3 separate regions of the Homo sapiens genome follow, and all the other regions are linked to region 1. A link is a loop called in an ENCODE intact Hi-C map of the cell type or tissue named here. Cell type or tissue: IMR-90. All regions are shown on one strand. Links, peaks and the distances in the headings refer to the core of each region. The heading gives the core; the rest is flanking DNA.

The links. Peaks named below come from ENCODE experiments on the same cell type or tissue, not always from the same donor. Only the 100,000 strongest peaks of a DNase experiment are listed, where the experiment ranks them.
Region 2: a loop joins it to region 1, with 3 times the contacts of the local background. A loop is called at or near these places in 3 of 110 quality-filtered maps.
Region 3: it touches region 1 in a loop (3-fold over the local background); 5 of 110 quality-filtered maps call a loop at or near these places.

The regions. Positions count from the first base shown.
Region 1 is chr7:81,495,679-81,503,942 of GRCh38, reverse strand. No RefSeq gene overlaps it. Among named protein-coding and RNA genes, the nearest start is that of HGF, 270 kb to the left of the region's middle. In IMR-90, for the core only: CTCF peaks have their summits at 2,511 and 4,126 (motif pointing left); DNase peaks (open chromatin) are centred at 2,482 and 4,112; H3K27ac peaks cover 1,112 bases.
Region 2 is chr7:81,689,338-81,697,601 of GRCh38, reverse strand. LOC100128317 (a long non-coding RNA gene) reads left to right here and starts at 6,196. Exons shown (of 11, transcript NR_126025.1): 1 at 6,196-6,273. In IMR-90, for the core only: no CTCF peak of the experiment used is centred there; DNase peaks (open chromatin) are centred at 4,901 and 5,261; H3K27ac peaks cover 1,515 bases.
Region 3 is chr7:81,614,443-81,622,706 of GRCh38, reverse strand. All of the region lies in intron 3 of LOC100128317 (a long non-coding RNA gene), which reads left to right. Among named protein-coding and RNA genes, the nearest start is that of HGF, 150 kb to the left of the region's middle. In IMR-90, for the core only: no CTCF peak of the experiment used is centred there; DNase peaks (open chromatin) are centred at 4,116 and 5,586; H3K27ac peaks cover 1,784 bases.

The DNA.
Region 1 (8,264 bases), core at 1,958-6,957:
TTAAAAAGTATGTTTTAATATTTATTAAATTTTATAGTAATTTTCTTAGCAAATGGGCAAGACCAGCATTTCTTCTTAAATTAGAATTTTTACCACTATTTGAAACAGATCATGAGAAGTATCCATTAGACATACTTGAAAGAAAATTTCTTAATTGCAACCCTTTAAATAATCTTCTTCCAGTGAGAATTAAATGAAATAATTTGGAAGCCAGTAGAAATAGTATAAATTTTACTCTTCTAGGTCATAGCCTTGCACATCTGCTGAGACTATAATGCCCACTGACGAAAGATTTCATGACAGGGAAGATTATTATTATTGTCTTTTCTGTAAAATATAACAAGTTAAGTAATTAAGGTTATGAATCAAACCAAATTAACTGTGCACAGCTGTAAGAAGCTTAGTGCATGACCACATGACAGATGGGAAATTCTTTTGTTTTCACTCGTGATTTACCTAATGGTGAGATAAATGTCTGATGACATACAAAAACCAGCGTCCTGTCAATCCTTAGCCATTTATTTCATCACTCCTCATGTTCCTGACAGGGAGGAGTAACGGCTCAATTGTCCAAGTATAAGTATCTTCATATTTTCTGCTTAGGCAAAACTGTAAGCTGTGGGAAAAAAAGTTTTAAGTTACATTTTAAAAGTAAATATAAAAAGGTACACTTTGCATAATTCTATATACGTAATCTAAAATAACTTTCAGAAATTTTACGATGCAATAATCGTATCAAATTTTAGTATTTTAATTTAATTAATATCTGACAAAAAACTTCCTAGTCATGGAAATGATCTTTATAAATCTATTTATATGTAAAATTTCCACATTAAAAAATCATTTGATTAAATCATATTTAGTGTCAGCCGTTTTTGTCCATGTTACAAAGGGGAAAATGAAGACACCAGAAGTTTAAATAACTTTATCAAGGTCACAGACTTAGTGAGTGGTAGAACCAGAAAGACCGGCAAAGAGACAGAGAAATGGTCAAGGCTTGAAGAGTCTCCTCACTTGTAAGGCAAGTGAGTTGGAAAAAAGATAATAAAACGAGGTGAAGAGATTGACAGGGATCATATTATGCAAAGACTTAGAAGCCATAATAAGTATAGAGATTGATTTCCAATTAATCAAATTACAAGTCATTTGGACAAGTGCTGTAAAGGAAGTGTAAATAAATGTAGGACAGATAACATGGCAAATTCTGACTTGAAGAATATTGAGAAACTCCCAGAAGAGATATTTGTATTTTATGTAGGTCTTTGATGGATAGAATGAGAAGCAAAGACATTTCAACATGGTAGAAATTGAGGAGCATGGATATAGGAGTGCATAGTCTTTTCTTGAAGGGAAAGAAACCAAGCATGTCTGGAGCATGTGAGGAGCACTGGCCAGAGGCAAGGCCAAAAAGGGAGATACTTGGTAGATTGACGAAGGCCTAGAGTCAATGGTATGGGTTTTAGACTTTGTTTTGTAGTCAATACAAAGCCATGTTAGATTCCTAGGAAGTGTAAATGAATAATTGAAACTAAACCAGACGAGTGAAAGATAGAATGCAGAAGAGAAGACTGGAGGTAGCAGGTTCAGGCAGCAGGCAATTGCCAGAGATAAGGCCAGGCATTTGCCTTTACCCTCGTGGTTACTACCTACTGGGGCCTCCAAAGAGTTTACAAACGATGAAAACATAAAGGCATAATGGAATAAGCTATGGAAGTGCTGAGAGGATCAAATGCTAATCCTCAAATTTGGTTCTTTAAAAATGTTTTGACTCACCAATTGAAAAAGGATATGCTGAAAGGGTCCAGCTTGCACATAATGTACACTTCAGTATTTACTCTGTGTAAATGGATTTACTCTGTGTACATGGATTACTAAAGCTATTAGATTAGAATAGCTATATGTATTGTACAAAGAATTTTGTGAGGATTAAATGAAACAAGAGATATGAAAGCTCTTGTAATAAATGTTATATAAATATAAACCATTAATATTCTATTTAATCCCTATACAAAGATTTTGCTTTTACATTACTAGTGAAAAATGTAATATTCCTACTTATCTTAGATTTTGAAATATGAAAAAAATGTGAATTAATTAAGATAAAAGCTTTAGTTGTGTGTATATGAGAGAGAGGTAAATAAAAGACAGAGAAAACAGAAATCAGGAAATCTACCCTTTTTTGTCAGGCAAGTGAAGTGCAGGAAGTTAGGATGATTCCTTCAACTAACCTTTAAGCAATTTTCAAATGCCTCGAACTTGCTCTACACAGTTAAATTCTCATGGATGAAAATTTGTAGTTACTTTTATATGAATATAATGGTGATTTACAAAATGATGCCTACACACCTTGATAGAGGAATTGGATTGTTTTCTCAAAACTCTCATATATCCTCATTTTGGGGGATGTTGCCTAGTCCACTGAAAAGAACGTGGTCTTGGAGATACATGAATTTTTATCTGGATACCAATTCTGCCACTTAGTGGAGATACATGAATTTTTATCTGAATACCAATTCTGCCACTTAGTGGCTATGGAACTTTTGTTAACATACAGAGCTTCAGCTCCTCCTTCATAAATTGGTGGTATTGAAAACATCTCTTTTAGAATGGGCACGTAATATAGCTAAAAGGCTGTGTTAATAATATAGCTAAAAAATATAGCTAAAAGGCTCAGCACCAATCATGACAAATAGTTGCTTTTAAATAAATGCTACCCCTACTCTTTTTGGTTTTAATCTGCCGTGCTGTCACCAAATGTGCCCAATGAAGAAAGAAACATGTTCTAAGAGTATGTTTTCAAACGTTTTCTCACAAACACCTTTGTCAGGCTCTTTATTTCCTTCATATGGCAATTCTTGAAATGTAGTAACTGCTCAACGAATATTTATTAAAAGAAAGAGAAAGGAAGGGAAGAAGGAAAAAAAGGAAGGAAGTCGGGAGGGACATAAGGAAGGACGGAAGAACGAATGAGAAAGCAAGTTAAACAGGTGTGGGCTGTGGTATCTTTACTTATATTAGTCGTGACATTCTTCCCCATACCTGTGCTTAGTGCAGGTATTATTTCTTAACGAGCTGTAAATAGAGCTAGGTGATTAAGTGTGGTGATCAAGTTGTCTGTCATTCTTTTAGTCTATGATCTGGAAATACAGCGTAGTATTTATTTAAGAAAACAAGGCCACAATACTTCACCTGACACTACTGGAGCCTTTCTCGATCTTTCTTTGTCCAGACATGCCCTTGTTGTTGTATAAAACAGAATGTTCAGTCCTATAGTAGCTGATCTCTGCAACTATCAAAATTCGACAAAGTAATCAGGAGTCCTCTCACTCAATTGTATAAGTAGTGTTTTTTCTGTTACTACCATTGTTGACTGATCCTTCTTTGCAGAGGTCTGTTTTCTACTTTTATTATTTCTGTGAAATCAGCCTCATGAATTATGTTGGCATAAGAAATGACACACTTTTGGGAGGCTGAGGCGGGCAGATCACCTGAGGTCGGGAGTTGGAGATCAGCCTGGCCAGCATGGTGAAACCCCATCTCTGCTAAAAATACAAAAATTAGCCAGGCATGGTAGCGTATGCCTGTAATCCCAGCTACTCAGGAGGCTGAGGCAGAAGAATTGCTTGAACCTGGGAGGTGGAGTGTGCAGTGAGCCGAGATCGCACCACTGCACTCCAGCTTGGGTGACAGAGCAAGACTCCAGCTGAAAAAAAAAAAAAAAAGGCACCTGGCCGGGTGCAGTGGCTCACACCTGTAATCCCAGCACTTTGGGAGGCCGAGGCAGGTGGATCACTTGAGGTCTGGAGTTCTATACCAGCCTGGCCGACATGGTGAAACCCCATCTCCACCAAAAATATAAAAAATTAGCAGGGTGTGGTGGTGCATGCCTGTAATCCCAGCTACTCAGGAGGCTGAGGCAGGAGAACCGCTTGAACCCAAGAGGCGAAAGTTGCAGTGAGCTGAGATCCTGCCACTACACTCCAGCCTGGGTGACAGAACAAGACTTCATCCTCACACACACACAAAAAAAGAAAGACAGAAAGAAGGAAGGAAAGAAAAGACACCTAGTACTTGAGTGTTCACAAAACTTATCCTATCTTATGCTGCCATCTGCTGGGAAGGTAATGTTGCTTGGTCATGGACTTTACATTAAAATCTGTGTTGAACTTTGTATTGCTAGCTTCTTAAATGGTCACACATTAGATAGTAATGGAAAATTACTTGGGTAAAAAACTTTTTGTGCTTTTATGATAGGAAGCAGGAAAGGGCTACAATGGTCTGACCCATTTTTGAAATAATGCTTTGCCCTATTAAAAACTTGCTGATTCATTCTATCTGTCGTTGAGCCAACACTAATTATTGTCTTCTGTGCCAAGAACTACAGAGAATCCACAAAGATGAGCAAGGAATGGTTCTGTTTAATAGGAGTTTATTTCCTAGTAGGAAGAATCACAAAAGAAGTAAATGTGGCAAGGTATTCTAGATGTTACAGTAGAAATATAAGAAAAGAGGGCGTGGGTATGGTAATTTCTACCCCAAAGTCAGGCTTCTTGCAAGAGCAATGGTAGAGGATAACCATTATAATGAACAAATGTTCACCAACAAGGCAAGACAGGAGAAAGAATTCTGGCCAGAAGAAATATTATAAACAGACATTTGTTTCTAAAAAACAATGATGTTTGTTTTTTGTGACATTAAGAGATGTTAGTTATTTTGTCTTGTAATTTGCTGTATTTGTTTTTAATTATTCAAAGAGAAGAAATAGAGTGAAATATGCAAGATATTCTACACAGCATATACGTCTTTATAGTTTTGTCCATTGTACTGCTATTAATACTTCATATTTATTATATTTCTCAGATTACTACTTCTGTATTAATAAAGATTTCATATTATTGGATCCCTGATAACTGGATTCCTGCATTATTAACAGGAGCTCTTTTTGTGATGTGCCTCTATACTATTGCATGGTGCCTCTTCAAAGAGTAAGATTTTAATTGCTGTTTCTATTTGAATTTGTTCATGGCTCATAAAGTCCATCAACGATGCCTTAAAAAGAGCAGGATGAAAGTAGAAAGAAGAGATTGGAGAAAATGTCATTGAGCAGCTATTACTTTAAGAAGTGCTTTACTGATGTTATCCGTGCTGATAATCACAACAATGGTGAGAGATAGGTAACAGCATCAGTGTTTTTGATTTAGATAAATGATTTTAACCAAGATCTTCTGGTTCTAAAGCTAATGTTCTTTTGCTAAGTGATCAATCAAATGATTCAAGCTAAAACCATTCGTCTGAAAAAAAAAAAGAAAGAAATGAGATTTTTAATATTCCCATAGAAAAGGAAGAGATGAAATTTAGTTGGTACATATTTAAATAAGATCAAGTCCTCTGCCTATATTTTCCTGTCAAAGGATAGACAGAAGTCTCAAAAAGGTAAGATGAAAAAATTTCAATAGTAATTATAGAAGGAGTGAATTAATTCAGGAAATGTCTCCTGAGCTTTCAGGGATAAGATTGTGCCAGGTGAGCAGAATACAGAAATGCTAACAAGAAGTACTCACCCTCCAGGAGCACAGCCTTGACTAGAAAGGGTTCAGGAGAATGAATGGTTACAATAGATTAGAAGAGAGAGTAAAAAGACAGGGTAATTGAAATTTAAATATCTTTCTATGGCATACTTAACTCTGGCTCAGAGAGATTGGGCAGGGAATGTTTCACAGAGAACACGCCACTGAAACTGGCAGTAGAAGAATGAATGGAAGAAAATATAAAGGAAATACATAAAATATAATTTAGTTTATATTTAAGGGTGATTTTTTTTTTGAGAGGCATAAAAATGGAAACAGGATTATATGAACACTACTATATTTCCTCACCAACAAAAGTCTGGCTTTTATCCCGGAATATGGAGTATAGATTCTGCAAGGTAAAGTAATAAAACCTAAAGATAATAGTTGTATTAGCATGAAAGTAAAAATGTATTAAGGACAACTGAGAAGCTGCCACTTTTATGTAAAATGGAAATAGTATAGTAAATTTGAATTTTTGTTTTGAAGGTGATATATACCTTAGCACAATATTTGGATTTATAATGGTGATATCAAGTGTCTGAATAAATAAGCAATTTATTATTTAATTTTAAAAAGGAACCATTTGTCCAAAAATATAGTGAATTAAAGTGTAATAAGTAGGTTTAAAAGTAAGTGTTGCACCCATTTCCTCCTTTTCCCTGTAACTAACTCCTGAATGAAATCTTGTTCAGATGTATCATGGAAGGAGATCTGTGGATGTGCAATAGACAAGAAGAATATTGCAGAATAATAGTGCTACCATAGTGTATCTAGAAACTTCTCCCCAGATATTCCACTAGAATGGAATCTATTACACTAGAAACTTCTCCTGAGATATTCCAGTGTCATCTACCATGTTCATAGGTTTTTTTCTGAATGTAGAAACGGCAGAGTAATCTGAAATATTTTTTTCTGAGGAGCTGATATTTTCTTATTGGATTTTATTAAAATAGTTTAAGGACATTTTTACTTTCACATTCAAAATAAATTATTATTGGCATTATGTGCAACTGTTTTATTTTTTACATGTGGACGGTTAACTAGAAGTTTAAGGCTATTTGATTAAGATCAAAGCAGGGAGTTGATTTTGATAAATTTTGACAATTTTGATCAGAAAATAAGCATTCAGTTTCTTTTTTCAAACATACTGCACCCCTGTTTTTTGTTCTTTTACTGTAGTTCTCCCATTTTTTTCAAGATTATTTCCCCAGTGTCACAAACATCACCAGAGCCAACCAAGTCTCACGACCAAAGGGCCTGGACTGGTACCAAGGTAAAAGCAGAGTCGATGCTTTAAAGAAAGAAATTTTAGGCAGTAAGATGAGTTCCTTAATGCTTTATTAATTTTCACATAGAGAACCACAAAATAGTGGTTGGTACCTTAGTCCATTCTGGCTGCCATAACAAAAATACCATAAGATAGGTGGTTTATAAGCAGAAAACATTTATTTTTTACGGTTCCAGAGGCTGGGAAGTCCAACGTCAAGGTAGGAGCAGATCTGGTGTCTGGTGAGGGCCCGCTTCCTCTTAGACAGAGCCTTCTCACTACAACCTCACATGCTGAAGGGGTGAGAGGTTTCTCAGGGACCTCTTTTGTAAGGGACACTAATTCCATTCACAGGGGCTCTGCCCTCATGACGTATCTCTCAAACAGCCCCAGTTCCTAATGTCATTACCTTAGGGGTCAATTTAAACATATCAATTATAGGGCACACAGACATTCAGATCACAGCAATTAGCATTTTAGAAGTTTAAATTTTGCTCCTAAATTCTTTAACAGAGGAATTTTCAAAAATGACTCTATGTTCATTCAACAATATCTATTGACTACATAATATTCTTCTAGGCATGGGGAAATAGCAGAGAGCAAAATCAGATTTATAGATGAACACTGGGATCTGCTACTGGTATTCTGCCAATTCTACAAGGTTGTTACTATTTTCAAGTGAAGTTATTTATATAATGATTAGGGGTGATAAATGCCACAGAAATTAGAACAAATACAGTTTGTTTTTCAAGAATCTAAGATGAAATATATAAATTTATTACTCAGAGCAGCATCAAGATCCATTATCTCTATCTAGAAAAGATATTAACTGGAATTATTAATTTTGAACCTAAGAACACAAAATGATTGATTTATTATATATAGAAGTTTATCAACAGTTAATGTAAGGGCTATTTAAATATAGCATTATGTAGTATTTGCTTACCTACTTCTTTATAAAAAATCTAAACTGTTAAATTATTTAGGATTTATGCAGAAAAGCACTAAAATATATTATTTGTATTAAAGGATAAAATAAATACTTCCAGTATGTCTTAATTTTTTTTATGGGCATAGAAACTTATTGAGTAGTGATCCCAAACCAAACATGAGACCAAACTTGCTGCCTGGAAATCATCAGGTAAGGACAAAGAGAAAAAACATGTCATAGCTATTACAATAGCTACTCTTATTTTTCATAGTGTCCAGACAATAAACAAGCACTTGCAAATATGTCATACTGAATGGTAACTCTTAAACAAAAATGAGAGAATTTAGACATTTCTGTTGAGGTGGAAATTAAGAAAGAAAGAGCGAATTCAATTTTAAGTGATTGACATTGGTGACATCAGTGATGGGGGAAATAATATAGTAATGTTGATATATCAGTAGGAGACTCAATTGATGGTGTATATTAGTGAGATGGC
Region 2 (8,264 bases), core at 1,837-6,836, 190 kb before region 1:
TCAAAAGAAGTATGGGATCATAGGTTATATGTTTATTTATGGATTTTAAAAGTAAATAATAACATCAAAAAAGCACCAATGAAAACAAAAAACTTATCAATCTGACATACAATCTAACTCCAAGCCAACTTCAGACCCTCATCCCACTCAAATACTACTTAACATTATTTTATTTTCATCATTTTTGAACATGTCTTCATATTTAAACTTCATGTCTGTGTTCAAACAGTCCCCATGAACATCATGCTTTTCTTCAACATTTAAAAACCTTCATATGTCACTGGGTTTCCTATGTGATTCCATCCTCAACATCCCTATCCAAAAAATCATCATTTCCTCAGCTTGCCGCAGTGGCTGCTTACGCTTTCTTATATATATATATATATATATATATATATATATAAATGTTTTATTATTTTATTATTATTTTTTCCCACAAGTTATTGGGGTACAGGTGGTATTTGGTTAAATGAGTAAGTTCTTTAGTGGTGATTTGCAAAATTTTGGTGCACTCATCACCTGAGCAGTATACACTGCACCATATTTATAGTCTTTTATCCCTCACCACCCTCCCACTCTTCCCCCCAAGCCCCCAAAGTCCATTGCATCATTCTTATGCCTTTGCGTCCTCATAGCTTAGCATCCACATATTGGTGAGAACATACGATGTTTGATTTTCCATTCCTGAGCTACTTCACTTAGAATAATAGTCTCCAAATTCACCCAGGTCACTGCAAATGCTGTTCATTCATTCCTTTTTATGGCTGTGTAGTATTCCATCATTCATATATACATATCTATATATGTATATATAAATATATACATATACACACATATATATCTCTCTCACCATATATATGTATACCATATGTATAGATATAGTATTCCATCTATATACATACACACATCACAGTTTCTTCATCTACTCATTGATGGGCATTTGGGTTGTTTCCAAGATTTGACAATTGTGAATTGTTGATGCTTTCTTTTCATTTGTTACAATAGTGTGTGTATGACTGAATTAGATCAGTTTCGATTTATTCTGCTTTGTTTTTTTAATTTTTTTTTTTTTTGAGATGGAGTCTCGCTCTGTTGCCCAGGCTGGAGTGCAGTGGCATGATCTCGGCTCACTGCAACCTCCACTTCCTGGGTTTAGGCAATTCCTTCATCAACTACCTGAGTAGCTGGGATTACAGATGCATGCCGCCATGCCCGGCTAATTTTTGCATTTTTAGTAGAGACGGTGTTTCACCATCTTGGCCAGGCTGGTCTTGAACTCCTGACCTTGTGATCTACCCACCTTGTCCTCCCAAAGTGCTGAGATTACAGGCATGAGCCACCACGCCCAGCTATTCTGCTTTGTTTCAATGTGCAATCACCTCCAGTGAGTTTGAGCTCCTTGAAGACATTTAGCATTGTCATATTAGTAATATTTGCACACTATTTTGTACAGTGCTTCACATATTATGGTATCCAATATACATTTTATAATTATTAATATTCTATAATTCACCCTCTTCTTGAAGCCTTATCAATGTTAACAAGACATTTGGGATTTTTGTAAAAATTATGCAACTCTCAATGAGGATTAAGAATTTTAAGATTTTATATTTAGTTGCATTATTTAGATTTGAATTAGTAAGTGGGGCTATTTTAAAATATTTTATTGTATTTATACAATAGACAATGCAGCTGGAAAAGAGAAATTATTAACTTTAGAGAGTTTATACATTTATATTTGCAATGCGGTTATTAAAAATAGAAATAAAAAATTAAATTTCAATTTGCTTATGGATAAATATATTGTTTTATCAAACTAATAGAGTTTAGATTATGCTAGTGAATACTTTTTCCCATCTGGAAAAAAGATTCTTCCATGAAAGGTTGATGTCATAACATTGGAGGATAAAGTTAAAGGATAAATTATTGCAAAAATATCCTGAGTCCACAATAGTCCACTCATTATATACGTGCAAATATCCAATCTGTTGTGCATTGAGAAGTTTCACAGTATCATTACTTAAGGAACAAGAGGTTTTCATTTGATGAGTTTTCTTAACTGAGAGAAATGAACATGCGTAGCATGTTGCAAGGAAATGAGGTGAACCAAAGGCAGATGGATTTTCATATTAATTATTTTTCATGTAGTTTTAAAGCTTTACAAAAGTGTGAGGTTTTCAAGTTTCTGACTTTTTAGATGAATTAAAACCTAAATGTAGTAATAGCTCAAAATATATTGTTGTGCCGTAAAACAAAGAATTTATATCCTATTAAAAATAATGAGTAATGTAACACGTGGAAAATTGACTTAATGAAATAAGTGATTAAAGATATCTAGATTAGAGAAGAGAAGGTGCAAATATGATTAAATATGTTTCTTCAGTTGTCCAAAAAGTCTTTCTGAGAGGAAATGCTCAGGTCCTTTTGGTTAAAAAAGTAAGAATTTGTGAAAAATAAGATTGACATTTCAATCAGATAGTTTAGGTACCAGGCAGTACTTCCCAATAGTGAAGGTTGCAGAATATGTGAATGAACAAGAAGAACAGAATCTCTAACTACAAACGTTTTCTAAAGAAGGAAATATTTCTTTAATGACTTTCATAAGCTTTAACCAAACTGGTCTTTTGCAGGATCCTTAAAAGCTATACTGAGAAGAACAAAATGTTCAAGGCTTAAGTAAGCTTTGGAGATGCTGGGATGCTTTATACAGGCCACTTTGCTGTGGGATAGTTAAGAGCCTTTAGATGCTCATATGTGTCTTGAAGCTCCATGAGAGAGTATGGTAGAGGACATTCTTCAGATTTACTGTATTACAGAACCCCCTTACAATTACAGAGCCAATATTTCATTTCGTCTTAAGACACTAGAGTTCTGATAAATGCAGTCCGGAAAAACTTGATTTCCAAATTTACTTTCTAAATGAGAGGCAGTTATTACTACATGGTTTGAGATTTCTATGTCTTTATAATGTACAATATGTTTTCTCTACAAAAGCATCTCACAGAAAATTTTCCCAGATCAAACTTCTTTTTTACATGATTTACTCTTTTCTACTTACTTTGAGTAAAATTCAGACAGGAGGAGTTGATGCACATTTTTCTTGACATATACGTACCATCTATAGGAACTTTCCTATCAATAATACAGAACCAAAATTGATTACACAAAACTGTGAAGGTAGTCCTATTTTAACAGTACTAAAGCTAAAAAAATTGCCTGTTTTTTAAAATCTTTCTAGTGTTTACAACATCCCCTCCTCTGCCTAAATTTCCAGCTCTAGAAACAGGGCACCAAGGAAAAGAAAGACACGTAAAGATTATGAAAGAAAATAAAAATGAAAGAAGAAAAAGGAAAAAAAAAGATTAAAAAAGAAGTTGAGGGGAGCTGGGAGAAGTTTTCTGAAGGCATTTACATGTCCTTAGAAGTGAGGTCAACAAAAAGATCTAAAGCATTATTCTTCTTTATTAGCCTCTTTCCTCTTAATTACAATCACTTGTATTTCCAAAATCCACTTACAAACCAAATACAATGAGTCATCCCAAAATTAACAAGCACAGAGAATGCAGTTCTTCCACATTCACAATGTCCCATTTTTATTCTTGTTCTTTTTACTTCTAAACTTCCTCAGTAATGTCTTTTTTATCAGCCTTATTGAGGTATGATTGACAAATAAAAATTGTATATATTTAAGGTGTAAAACATGATGTTTGATATATGTACACATTGCAAAATGATTACCACAATCAAATTAATTAATATATTCATCACCTCACAGTTACCGTGTATGTGTGAGATGAGAACACTTCATTTTTACTCTCAACAAATTTCAAGTCTACAACATCTTCTTAACTATAGTTACCAAGCTGTAATTAGGGCTCTAGTACTTATTAAAATTGCTCTCTAAAATATCACAACTCCCTTCTCAGCTTCAAATGCTTTAGCATCTTTCCACCACCATGACTTTACAGGGGAGGTTGGCTGGATCTCAGCAAAGCAGCTCAATGGGATAGCACTGAAGCAGGTGGAGATAAAAGCAAAGGCTCATCTGTGCACTTAACGTCACTGCTTGGATGTGCTCTCAGCATCTAAACTGAACATTTCTAAAACTGAACCCCAATCTCTCCTTGCCCTTCAATCTTCTTCTCAATAAAAGGAACATCCATCGGGCTTGCTCAAGCTAGGATCCAGAAAGTCATTTTTAACCTATTTGTGTCCTTCTTTCTCCATTCAGCCAAAGTTTTACCTTCTAAATACATCTTAAATCACTCACATGTCTCTGTCTCCAGTGGCTCCACTTTAGCCCAAGGCACAATTTTCTTCCACTTTCATTACTATAGTAATCTCAAAACTGTGTTCATTACTGTAGTAACCTCAAAAATGTGTTTCTCCACGTTTACTCTCCACCTTCTATCCTTTTTTTATTTTTTATTTTTATTTATTTATTTTTTTCTTAGACAGGGTCTCTTCTGTGGCCCAGGCTGGAGTGCAGTGGTGCCATCATGGCTCAATACCATATTGAACTCCTGGGTTCAAGCAATCCTCTCACCTCAGCTTCCCAAGCAGATGGGACTCTAGGCATGCACCACCACATCTAGCTAGAATACACATTTTAAAATGTAACTCTGTATTATTCTCCTGTTTGAATATTCTCAATGATTTCCTATCAGCTGACCAACAGATGAACTATCCCTGATGGTTCAACTCCTCACTCACCTCTTTTCCTTTTGTCCACTATATTCTAGCTACACTAGTATCTTTCAGTTCTGGGAGTAGGCCAGGAAGCTCTTTCCTGCCTCAAAACCTTTGCATATGCTGTTCTTTCTGCCTGGAATTATCCCCCCACCCACCAGCTTTTGCCTGACTAATGCCTACTTCATCATTCAGCTTAAATATCACCAATCATCCCCCCACCCACCTTCCTGATCCAGTTACACATTGCACAGGATGACACACTTCTATTTCGGGACACTTACCTCAATTAATTAAATTGTCGTTTGCATACACAGATATGAATATTGTCTCTACTACTAGATTCTAAGCTCCAGGAGAACATGGGCTAGGCTAGGTACTACATGATAAATATTTTTAAAATGAATGTGTCAGAAATTATGTTCACAGTTTTTGTCTTGTTTTCTTTCAATTCAAAAATACGATAGCATTATAATCTCTTTTGTTTACTCTTTTAGTAATAGCATCTCCAAATTCCTTTGGCAGTAGTGTTGGGGAGGTGGTTTCCACTGGCTTCTGTCATACACTTCTGTTTTAAATCAGCACATGTTTATTGAGCATTTACTATGATAGTACTGAGTGCTGGGGATACCATGGTGAATAAATAAACCTTGACCCCTACCCTTCTTATAAATACAAGCAAGTTTGGGAAACAGGCATCAACCAAGAATCTGAAAGTGTTAACTGAGAAGTGCAAATAGCTTCTGGAGTATATAGCAAGATTTTACTGTGCTTTTCAGTTCATCCTTCCTTAATCTTTCAACATTGTGGTAATCTCAAATCCTGCCTATTGGAATATTATTTTTTTCTATTTTATGAACACTTCCATTATGACATAATTATTTAATCATATTTAGTGTTTCTCTCTTTTATCTTTCCTCTTTCTTTGTTGAATTTTTCCAGATTCCTAATCTTTTAAGTCTTGCCCCTTCTTTCTTACTTTCCCAAGTGTCTTATCACACTTAATAGATTCAAGAGGTCTGTGTATTTATTATCAAGGGAATAACATAGTTTCTCAAATGGTGAAAACACTAGCACATTTTACACATGAAATTACAAAGATTTCTCTAGTTAGCATGAAATTGACAAATGTTTCATCGTAAGCTTTTAATTACATCTGAAGATGATCAAATAACAATAGATAATGCTTATTCAGTGCTGTTTTCCAGGCTCTGTTTTATCTCATTTAATCACCATTACAACTTTACATAGGCAGGTTCTAAAACTACATCCGTTTTAGAGAAAAGGAAGTGTTCAAATAATTCATAATTAGAATACATTTAGGGGTGGATTTTCAATATTAATTCCACCTGGCCCTTTGTTTTATACTGTGTCGTGGACATTTGATTTAATTATTTTCCAGGAAAGTAGGAGGGAGGGAAAACACTTATTTAAACAAGAAAACATTGCTATCATCTGGGTAGGATATGAGCAAGAAGTTATTCAGAGGTCAAACTGCTTTTCACACAGGCCTTGCCCAAAGCTCTTTGAGATGTCAACTAAAGGAACATGGCCTCCTCATCTCTAAATACACCTGGCTAACAGGCGAGTTGCTTCTTACCATGAAGTTGAAAGTTAGCAGGGAAAGGCCAGTTTAGCAGAGGAGATTTATTTATCTTTAATGGGGGAAGGGAGTGTAGCTATTGAAAAAGAAAAGCAACAGGCTTGTGAGACAGAAATAGAACTGCAGAGAAATGTGTATTGCTAAAAATTCTAAGGGACTTCGTTGGGAAAAAGTTCAAAATTTATTCTGAAACAAAGAAAAGCAGTAATGGTCCCTGCCCTTTATTGCTGATACCAGAAGGTGTTTTATGAAAGAGAGAAACACCTTCAAAGAAAATTACCATCTTTTTCATAGGGTCGTTTTGCATTACATTACAAGTCTATATTACAGAGACTTTGACAACTGCCAAGGCCTGTTAAAAATCACCTCTTCATTTTACACACACACACACACACACACAAACACACACACACAAACACACACACACAAACACACACACAAACACACACACACGAACAGAAAAGTATAATGACTTGCCCAGGGTCACATAGCTGGAGGCAGAGCCAGTCCTGGGAACAAGACCTACTCTATTTTACATTCAAAACCTTAGTTTTATTATTTACTTATTTTTAATCATATTCATGTATATTAAAGTTTAATCGAAATCCTGAAGGATCTGCAATACTTTTAGAAGAGTTTAAAAGCATGAATAGTTAAAAAATTTAAAACACTGTCAGAGAAAAGGAGAGACTCAACTTACCTTACAGCTGAATTAGATAATAGAAAAGGCCTGGCAGAGAAAGCCAATCCCAGGTGCAGCCCTAGTAAACTCCTACATAAGGAGCAAGACAAGGTGGATCTTCGTTTGGCCTCCTTCCCCAATTCAGTTTGTAATTTGACTCCGTGCCTGGCCGGGAAGAAGTTATTCTAAGGAGAACCTGGGGCTGCATTTGTTGGCAGAAATGGAGTTGAAATGCAAATCAAACAAGAGCACAAGCAAGCAAGCAGTAGCATAAAATGGAATGAGTGCAGGTCCGTTCTTTTCAACCTCTGGGGAAATGACCCTGCCAATTCAGAAACCCGCAAGAGTTCCTGCCCTAGAGAGGTGATTTTATTTTTATTTTTTAAGCAGCTTTAGACGACTGTCTTTGTTTGCAGATTTAAAATTGCTTTCACTTACTTTTACAGAACTAGGGATGTTCTGTGGCTGTGCAACCTGTGAGATGAGTTCTTAAATAGACTAGTTTGAGACTCTAACTTGATGTTTCCCAAATACAGATTGTACATTTTGATTACAGGCTTAGTAAATAGTTCTTATCGTTCTCAATATCATGCTTGTGATTTGTATATTTCTCAGCCACCTTAATTCATTAATTTGAATCTTCAAGCTCTGTGTACCTTGTAATATTATGAGTATTCTCAAGATGTTCACATATCTAAAAATATAACAAAAGCCCTCTTTAGTCTAATGATCCCTGTGGAAACTCTGCAGTCTCCTTTACGAAATAGTACTGTTTGGGGGAAGAGAGAGGGCTGGCAAATGAGATATCCTGATCACTTCTGCATGTCGTCAATGATGTACAATTGTATTATCTTGACTTTCATGTTTTGAGTAACATCATAGCAATATGGCCCAAATTTTAGCTAAATTTTTTGGAACCCTCTTATAGCATCATGCCTGGAGTTTAGTGTATCTGGATGCTCTTCTGAGGTATACTCAAAAAGACAAATTTTTGTGAATCTACCCACCTGGATGTCCAATAGGTACTTCAAATTACATCTTACAAACACCTATCATGTCATTTCCCCCTAAAACTGGGTTTTCTCTAAAATTTTCAAGTTTCTATTCCAGTTCTGGCAGTACCATCTGCAAAACCACCAAAGCCAGAGCCCTGGCTCATCCCATTGTTCTGCCACTGCCCCACAGCTCAGCTCTCTAAGTGCTTCTGATCTTGCCTTCATTAAGTGCTTCTAATTATGCCCTCAAAGTTACCATTCCTCTTCCTGTTTGCCTCATTCGCTCTGGTAGAAA
Region 3 (8,264 bases), core at 1,837-6,836, 120 kb before region 1:
ATTATTATTATTATTATTATTATTGTCGAGATGGAGTTTCGCTCTTGTTGCCCAGGCTGGAGTGCAATGGCATGATCTTGGCTCAGTGCAAATTCTGCCCCGTGGGTTCAAGTGATTCTCCTGGCTCAACCTCCTGAGTAGCTGGGATTACAGGCATGCGCCACTATGCCCAGCTAATTTTGTATTTTTCGTAGAGACAGGGTTTCTCCATGTTGGTCAGGCTGGTCTCAAACTCCCGACCTCAGGTGATCTGCCCGCCTTGGCCTCCTAAAGTGCTGGGATTACAGGTGTGAGCCACCGCGCCTGGCTGACACTCAATTATTTTTATAAGTAGGAAGTAAAAAGGCTGCATTCTTCACGTTTGGTTGTACTCTAAATTTCATAACCATTACACATTTAGTAAGTCACTCACACTTTCATTTATTCACTCATTCATTCATGTAATTCATACATTCACATATTATTCCATTATTAACTGAATTCCATATTGTATGCAAGACATACAATATGATGATAGAAATGAATGATCTCTGCTTTCAAGGTGCTCATAATTTGAGATAGGAAAGAAATACATCAACAGGCAATTAAAATGCTTTTGAAGGGAGTGCAGTGATAATGGAAGGAATAATTAACTCCATCTGGGGATGGTATTTAATGATAAGTGGGAGTTGCCACAGGAAAAAGACACAGAAAGTGCAGTATACATAACCTAGGTGGTTTAGAACAATAGGAAGAAGTTAAAAAAAAATCTAAACGTTCTATACTGCTTGAGCAGAGATGTTATTGGGACTAGTGGAAAACCAAAATATATAGATTTACGAGAATATCTTATAGAACACATTATATTGCTAAATATGAACATTGATCATATGATCACATTATTAGCATATCATTCATATGTATATGTTTGGCTATTTTCCTCAAATACATCTTGAAATGCATAGACACCATAATAATCATCCTCATATACTGTGAGAATTGTCATAATGCAACTAATATACATGTATGCACTTCCTCATTAACATATTAGCAAATGGGTCTGATGGCTGCTTGCCTTAGAATGTTTATACTAAAATTAATATGTAATCGAACTCTTTTTAAAATCAGAGTATAAATACAATGTCGACAGTTAGCCTTGAAATCTTATATATATGATTGAAAACATCTTCAGTTTATATTGAGTTTTTAATAGTTTTATCAATATGATATAACATTTCTAAGCAAACTTATATTTCCAATAAGAGAAACTGTATAATTCACCCTTCAAAACAGTCATTTTGAGAGTGAAAGAACACTTGGTAATTATGCCAGGATAGAGTAGATGGTCATCTTACCAATAATCACAGCAGTAATTGACAGAAAGTATGTTTCAGACATCTACAAGTTTCTATAAATACTCATTGGAAAAATGTGAAATCAGAAAATAACTAACACTAGTCATACTGGGCTCGTGCCTGTAATATTTAAAAGAAAGGGCAGATTTTCTCACAAAAAAATCAAATATAGCTATATTTGGTATCAAGAAAATATCCACATATATAAAAAGCTATAGGATGGTGGGGAAAATTTTGGTGAAGTTTTAAGGAGAAGGAAAATAGAAATATACGGTAGGCTGTATGGTATTAATGTAAATGTGTCAGCCATTTAAAAGGACGAGTTGAAAGGTGAGCTACAGGATATGACGAGGATTTGATCACAAAACTATGTCAGAGACAAGAAGTACTTGTGATGTGGAAATGTGACAACTCAGATAGCAATAAATATAGATAGGTACAAATTATGTTTTACTAAAATAAGAGCCTTTATTATATATTTATTTTGTCTTAGAGGATTCTCAAGAAGGTAAAGGGAGTAAGCAGGGTGAGCTGCTATCTTGGATTTGAATCTGCAAGAACAAGGATTAAGTAAAGTTAATGCCATTTGGAGAAAAGTGACCATGCCATCTTAATATATATGATGGCCAAGGCAGAAAATATTGAGTTTGATCAAAGACATCTCCTGTATATTATGGATTTCCCCATCTTCAAGGAAAAGGCTTCACTGGTTAAAATTCCCTTGACTGAAAAGAAAGGGAGTATTTTAAAACTATGCTTATCAAGATGAGTTCCTTTTCAAGAAGGAAAAAGGCAAATTAGCTGTAAGACGTGGCTTCTTAGAATACTTTATAATGTTGAAAATGAAATTAAGAAATGATAATTTCCTGCTAATATCACACATAATGTGTGTGCTATGTACCAGACACCATACTTAGCACAACCTATATACCTATTTTACAAAAGAGAACAATGAGACTTAAAGTCAACATTTATTCAAATAATATAATAGACATTATGAGATACATTTTAAGTTTTGTGACTATGTAGCTAGGACTCAAACCTAAGTATCTCTGAATATGATTATTAGTAGCCATTTTGTCTTTCTTATAGAAGTATCCAAACAAAAGTTAGTAGAAAATAAAAGGTCAATGCAATCTTACCCTGTTATCATGTAAGTATAATGTATACCTCAAGAGGATTATATACTACTCTGAACCAATCAACTTCCATTTGCAAAATAACCAAGTACAGTTTGGGACATTGCACTTAAGAAATTTACAGATATGCCTTTCAAAAACATGCATATATTTTGGAGGGCATCTGAGATTATATCAGCTAAAAAACAATTACAGGCTTAGTAATATTTAACCTAGAGAATAGAACAAATGAACAATTAAGTAAAACTGTGATATTCCTTTTCAAATTCACGAAACAATGAAAATAATTGCAATGAAGCTTTTTAAAGGTAGCTCCAAAGAGCAAGATTAAGATGATAAAAAGGAAGATAAAGAGGCAGTTTTCACTCACAATGCAGAGAAAGACAATGGGGTTTAAAATTTTGAATAGCTCTCAGCCAAGGGTGTCATATGCCTGTTGTCTATGTCATATATATACACAAATATGAATAATTTTAAAATATAAACATATAGTATAAAATATGTAAATAGGTTTGTATTTATATATAAGTAAATTATTTAAAAACCTGTGAGGAAATTGATATTATCTTCATTTTAAAAATAAGACAAGTGAGGGGTTTGGAGAAGCTATAAATAATAGAGCTGCTAAGAGGCTGGCCGTCTTCCTGTTCTGTTCCCCATCAAACCATATATATAAATTGAGTTCTCCAAGAATGGAGTGAAATGTCCAACACACCTTCCTTGTAGTCTTGATTTTTTAATGTGCAAATGAGAATGTTAGAAGTGACTGTTATAATTCTTTTTTCCATCTCCAAACAATGCCACCTTGCCTCATGTTCTGCTAGATTCATCACTCGTTACAGAGACACCAAATTGACAAAGATTGTGTTCATATGTTCAGGCCTAATTTGTAAGAGTATTGATGAGTTATTTTGTTATCATAACCTTGGGAATTTGAGGGACGAGTATAATTAACTTTGATCCTTTAAAACTGCCTACTTCAATTTCAGCAAAACTTTGTTCAATTTTCATTTTGCGACAGATTGATTGGGTGTGATCCATATACTGCTTGATAACTAAGAATTCAAGGCCTGACTACTTTTCCAAACTGCATACATTATTAAACCTTGAAAAGAACATTTTAAGAAAGCAAAAAGAGAAAAAAAATCATTTACCCTCAATTTTCCCCTTCATTCCTCATCTGTCAACATAAACACCCTATTAGGGAAAAACAAAACCAAAAACAGTGCTTTTCAAACTGGATACCTTTTTTCATTAGAGACAAATTAGCAGCAATTTTTTAAAGTTTCGCTTCTTTGAAGTGTTTGGGGGCATTTTAGAATACAAAGTTATTGAAACCCACTGACCAACCAAATAACAAGCAAATACCTGAACGGTCTTACAGCACTGCTAAAATACTGTGGTCCTAAATAAACGTATCAACTGGGAGAAATACAATGTTTCTTATTAAACTTTCTATATCTGTTAGTTTGATATCTTATATGAAAGAATTCATATAATGAATGGGAATTTGTCCCAGTAATAAGATTATATAATAATTCAGAAAGCATAAACTACCATTTTCTCCAAGGGTTACTTAAGCCTTTGGTTCAAAAGAGCTTGAGTTCCCCATGAAAGGTCTGTACTTTTTCAGGCACGCAATCAGTGACTCAGGATGAGTAATAGGGCCAGGCATCTCCTTTCCCTCCCCTTCTCTCCTCTGTTCTTTCCTGCTTCACCAGAAAATACAAATTAATTGACTGTTTTTAGCATGCCCTTCTGTTGTTTATCTTAGCTCTTGACATTCAAAGATGCTTTAAAAATCTATGGCTATTTTATAACTAGGCTATATTTTAGAAGGAGCTAACAAATAATCAATGAAAGGGAAAAATATTGTTTTATGACTTAATGTTTGATTGGATATATTATTTACTTATATTTCATTTGTATAATGTTAAATAGAGATGTTAATACTTGCAATACTTGGTATAAGCGTACAAATTTGTATATATATGCGCACATATACAGTTCTGATTTGGCTGCCCTGGCTTCTTTTTGTTTCCTAATCTTAAAAAATCTGTAAAGGGCACTCATTTTTTCCTCAGTTAATAATGTGAAAAAGACTACACTGACATGGTTAGATTCCTAGGACTCTCAGTTCTTTAGGGATGGACTAAATGGCTGGTTTCATCGCTTACAAAAGTGTCTGACAGTTCTGACACACACACACACACACACGAGGGGTCTTCAAAAAGTTCATGGAAACTGTATATTATGACAAATCAATGCATGGATTTCAAAATATTTTTGCATCAAAATAATTGCATGCTAATTTGCTATAATATATCTGAACAGGACCTAGTTTAAGGCACCGAAAAAGACAATACATCAGTTTGAAAAGAGCCCCTATAAGAGCAGTGTGAATTCTACCAAAATTAAAGCAAAAACATCAAATATGTGGTGAAGTTTTAGTGTAAGAATTGTGAAATCATTGATGCTTTCCAAAAATTTATAGGGACAATGCCCCAAAGAAATCAGCAGTTTGCAAATGGTAACTCATTTTAAGAAGTGATGAGATGATGTTGAAAATGAAGCCCAAAGTGGCAGACTATCCACATCAAATTGTAAGAAAAAAAGTAATCTTGTCCATGACCTAACTGAAGAGGACTGATGATTAATAGCACAAACAATAGCCAATACCATAGACATCTCAATTTGTTTACCACACATTTTGTGGAAAAACTAAAACTGAGCAAAAGTTTCACTCAATAGGTGCTAAAACTGTTGTGCCTGGATCTGCTGCAGACAAGAACAGCGCTTTTAATGAAAATTTTTTAAAATTGGGATCAAGAAGCATTTCTTCAAAGAGTAGTAATAGGAGATAAAATATAGCTTTACCAGTGAACTGAAGACAAAGAACAATAAAAACAATGGCTACCAAGAGGTGGCAGTGGTCCAGTCAAAGCAAAAGCAGATCAGTCAACAGCAAAGGTCATGCAAGAATTTTTGGGGGATGCTCAAGGCATTCTGCTTATTGACTTCCTGGAGGGCCACAGAACAGTAACATCTGCTTGTTATGAGAGTGTTTTGAGAAAGTTAGCTGAAGCTTTAGCAGAAGAATTCCCCGGGAAACTTCACCAGGGAGTCCTTCTTCACCACTACAATGCTCCTTCTCATACCTCTCTTCAAACAAGAGCAATTTTGTGAGAATTTCGATAACAAATCATTAGTCATCCACCTTACGGTTCTGACTTGGCTCCTCTGACTTCTTTCTGTTTCCTATTCTTAAAAATCTGTAAAGGGCACTCATTTTTTTCCTCAGTTAATAATGTAAAAAAGATTGTACTGACATGGTTAAATTCTCAGTTCTTTACAGATGGACTAAATGGCTGGTATTATTGCTTCCAAAAGTATCTGGAACTTGATGAAGCTTATGTTGACAAGTAAAGTTTATATTTTTATTTTTAGTATTTTAATTCCAGTTTTCCATAAACTTTTTGAAGTTCCCTCATATATATCTCACATACATACAAACACACCTATTATATAAACATACAAATCTCTAAATCTATCTGTCTGGTCCTAGGTAGAACTATGAAATCTGTGTTAGAGGCATTCCAAAATTTATTTCAATATCATAAATCGAATCCTTACACTTTTCTCTGAGCCAGGTTTTATAGGAGACTGAATTCAGAAAGAATGTGATGTAAAATCTTTGCCATAGTTTGTCCCTTACGGTTATTCTTCCCAATAATGATTGAAACTGACATTCTTCCAGTTACTGAAAATGCCTCCTTGAAGGAAAAAAAAAAAACTACTACAACCCTTCCCTGAAACCTTCCCTAAAACTGTTGACATAGTAGTGAGTGTACATAGACAACAGATATTATAATTTAAACAATTGCGTAGTATGTTAAAGGATGATAAATTCTATGGAAGAAAATAAGATAGGGAAAAAGGAATGGGAAAAAAGAGGAGTTCCTACTTAAATCAGATGATGCGGGTAAATTTCAATGAGAAAATGATAATTGAGCAAAAATTAGAAGGAGGTGATGACCCAAGACATATGAACATCTAAGGGAAGAATTTTCCAGGCAGAGAGAATGGTCATTTCCAAGAACTTGGGACAGCAGTGTGTCTGGTAGAACATACTTGACAAAGAGCTTGGGATTTTAGTATTAGATTCTAAGAGAATATACATGCTTAAGACTCAAAGGGAGTAAAACTCGTGATAGAACTTAATCCAGAATATGATAGACAAAATCTTGTTTATTCATTCATTCAAAGGCCAATTAGATATATAACAAGCCTTTCCTTGTCCTCAGCACTGGAAACACAAACACAAGCTAGACAAATAGGGAAAAATTCATGTAAACAGAGTGTTACACTCCATAGAATAAATGCCATAGGAGAGTACACAGAACACTTTTGGGTAATAGTAGAGGGAGGGAATGTCTAAGTATCCCGGGGAAGTCATGAATGCCTTCACTAAGGAAGTGACATTTGATCTGGCTCCTAAAGATTTTGTAAAGTTTCACAAGAAAGTAATGAGAGAGATGCATTTCTGGGCATAGAATCATATCTGTAATGGAAGTATGGAAGAGAATATGAAAAAGCATTGAATTCACTGAATGTATGGTACATTAGGGGGAAAAGAAGAAATGAGTAAAATGTGAAATACTGCATGCTAAGTGGTTTGGACTCTCTCTTCTGTAGGAAGAAAGTTTTAGTATAAAAATGACATAATCAGGTTTGTAAATTACAACTATTTGATGGTGGATATGGAGGATGGATTGCACCATGCTGGCAACCATCTCCAGTTACCAACCATTCATGAGAGGTCCCTGTATATATACGTGTAAAGATGCTTTAATTCTTCAGGGAAAGCTTTATAACATTACGTAGGAATCTTACTGCTAGTGTTGATGGAGAACAGAACTCAGAATAGGATAGGTTACTTCCGAAAATATTCAAATCACAATCCCATGGGGGTGTTCAATATGAGGGTCTACAAAATTCCATTCTAGACTTTGAGTTATTTAATGAGGTATCCTAAGTAACTCTAAAGTAATATAAAATATTTGTTGAGTGTTTCTCATATATCCTGTATTGGGCTAGTTCCTTTTATGCATTACCTCATATATTCATAACAGCTCTGAGGTAGTTATTATAACTTTCCACATATTATAAATGAAGAAGAAAGATTTCCAGGGGAAGTTAAACTATGTGCATAGATAAAATAGCTTTTTTTAAAAAAAATCTGGTACCTTTGATTGCAAGTGTGATGCTTTACCACTTCCCTGAAAATGTGTAAGACTTTGGAGTTTGTAGCATTCTGCCATCAAGGCATAGCACACATCTGAAATGATTTCTCTTCTACAGGTTTTGACCTGGGGCTGGTTTATGCATTCACAAAATATGTTTTGGTGACTAGAAAAATAATGAGTTTCTTGTGGCAAGAAATGTGAAGGGTCTGAAATTTTGCCTTACTTGGAAGCTGAGAGGTTGATTTCCCACAGGTTCATGTATACTGGTACAAGACATAAGACTTTGGGGTCAGATACACAGGACATTATTATTATTATTCACAGAAATTGCAGAAGCCAGAGTGCCAGCATTCACACTGGTTCCTTCAGTCCCAAATCCTAAAAAGTAAGGCAGAGGGCCAAGTGATGCTTGCACATGCCATGGGTTGGGCTAGAGAAGAGGAATTTTGGGCTTAGGGAACGCCAATGTTTTATAAGGGACATTAAGTCTACCTGATCTTTGTCCAGGAAGGAGAGCTTATCCCACCATTTCTACTTTACACACT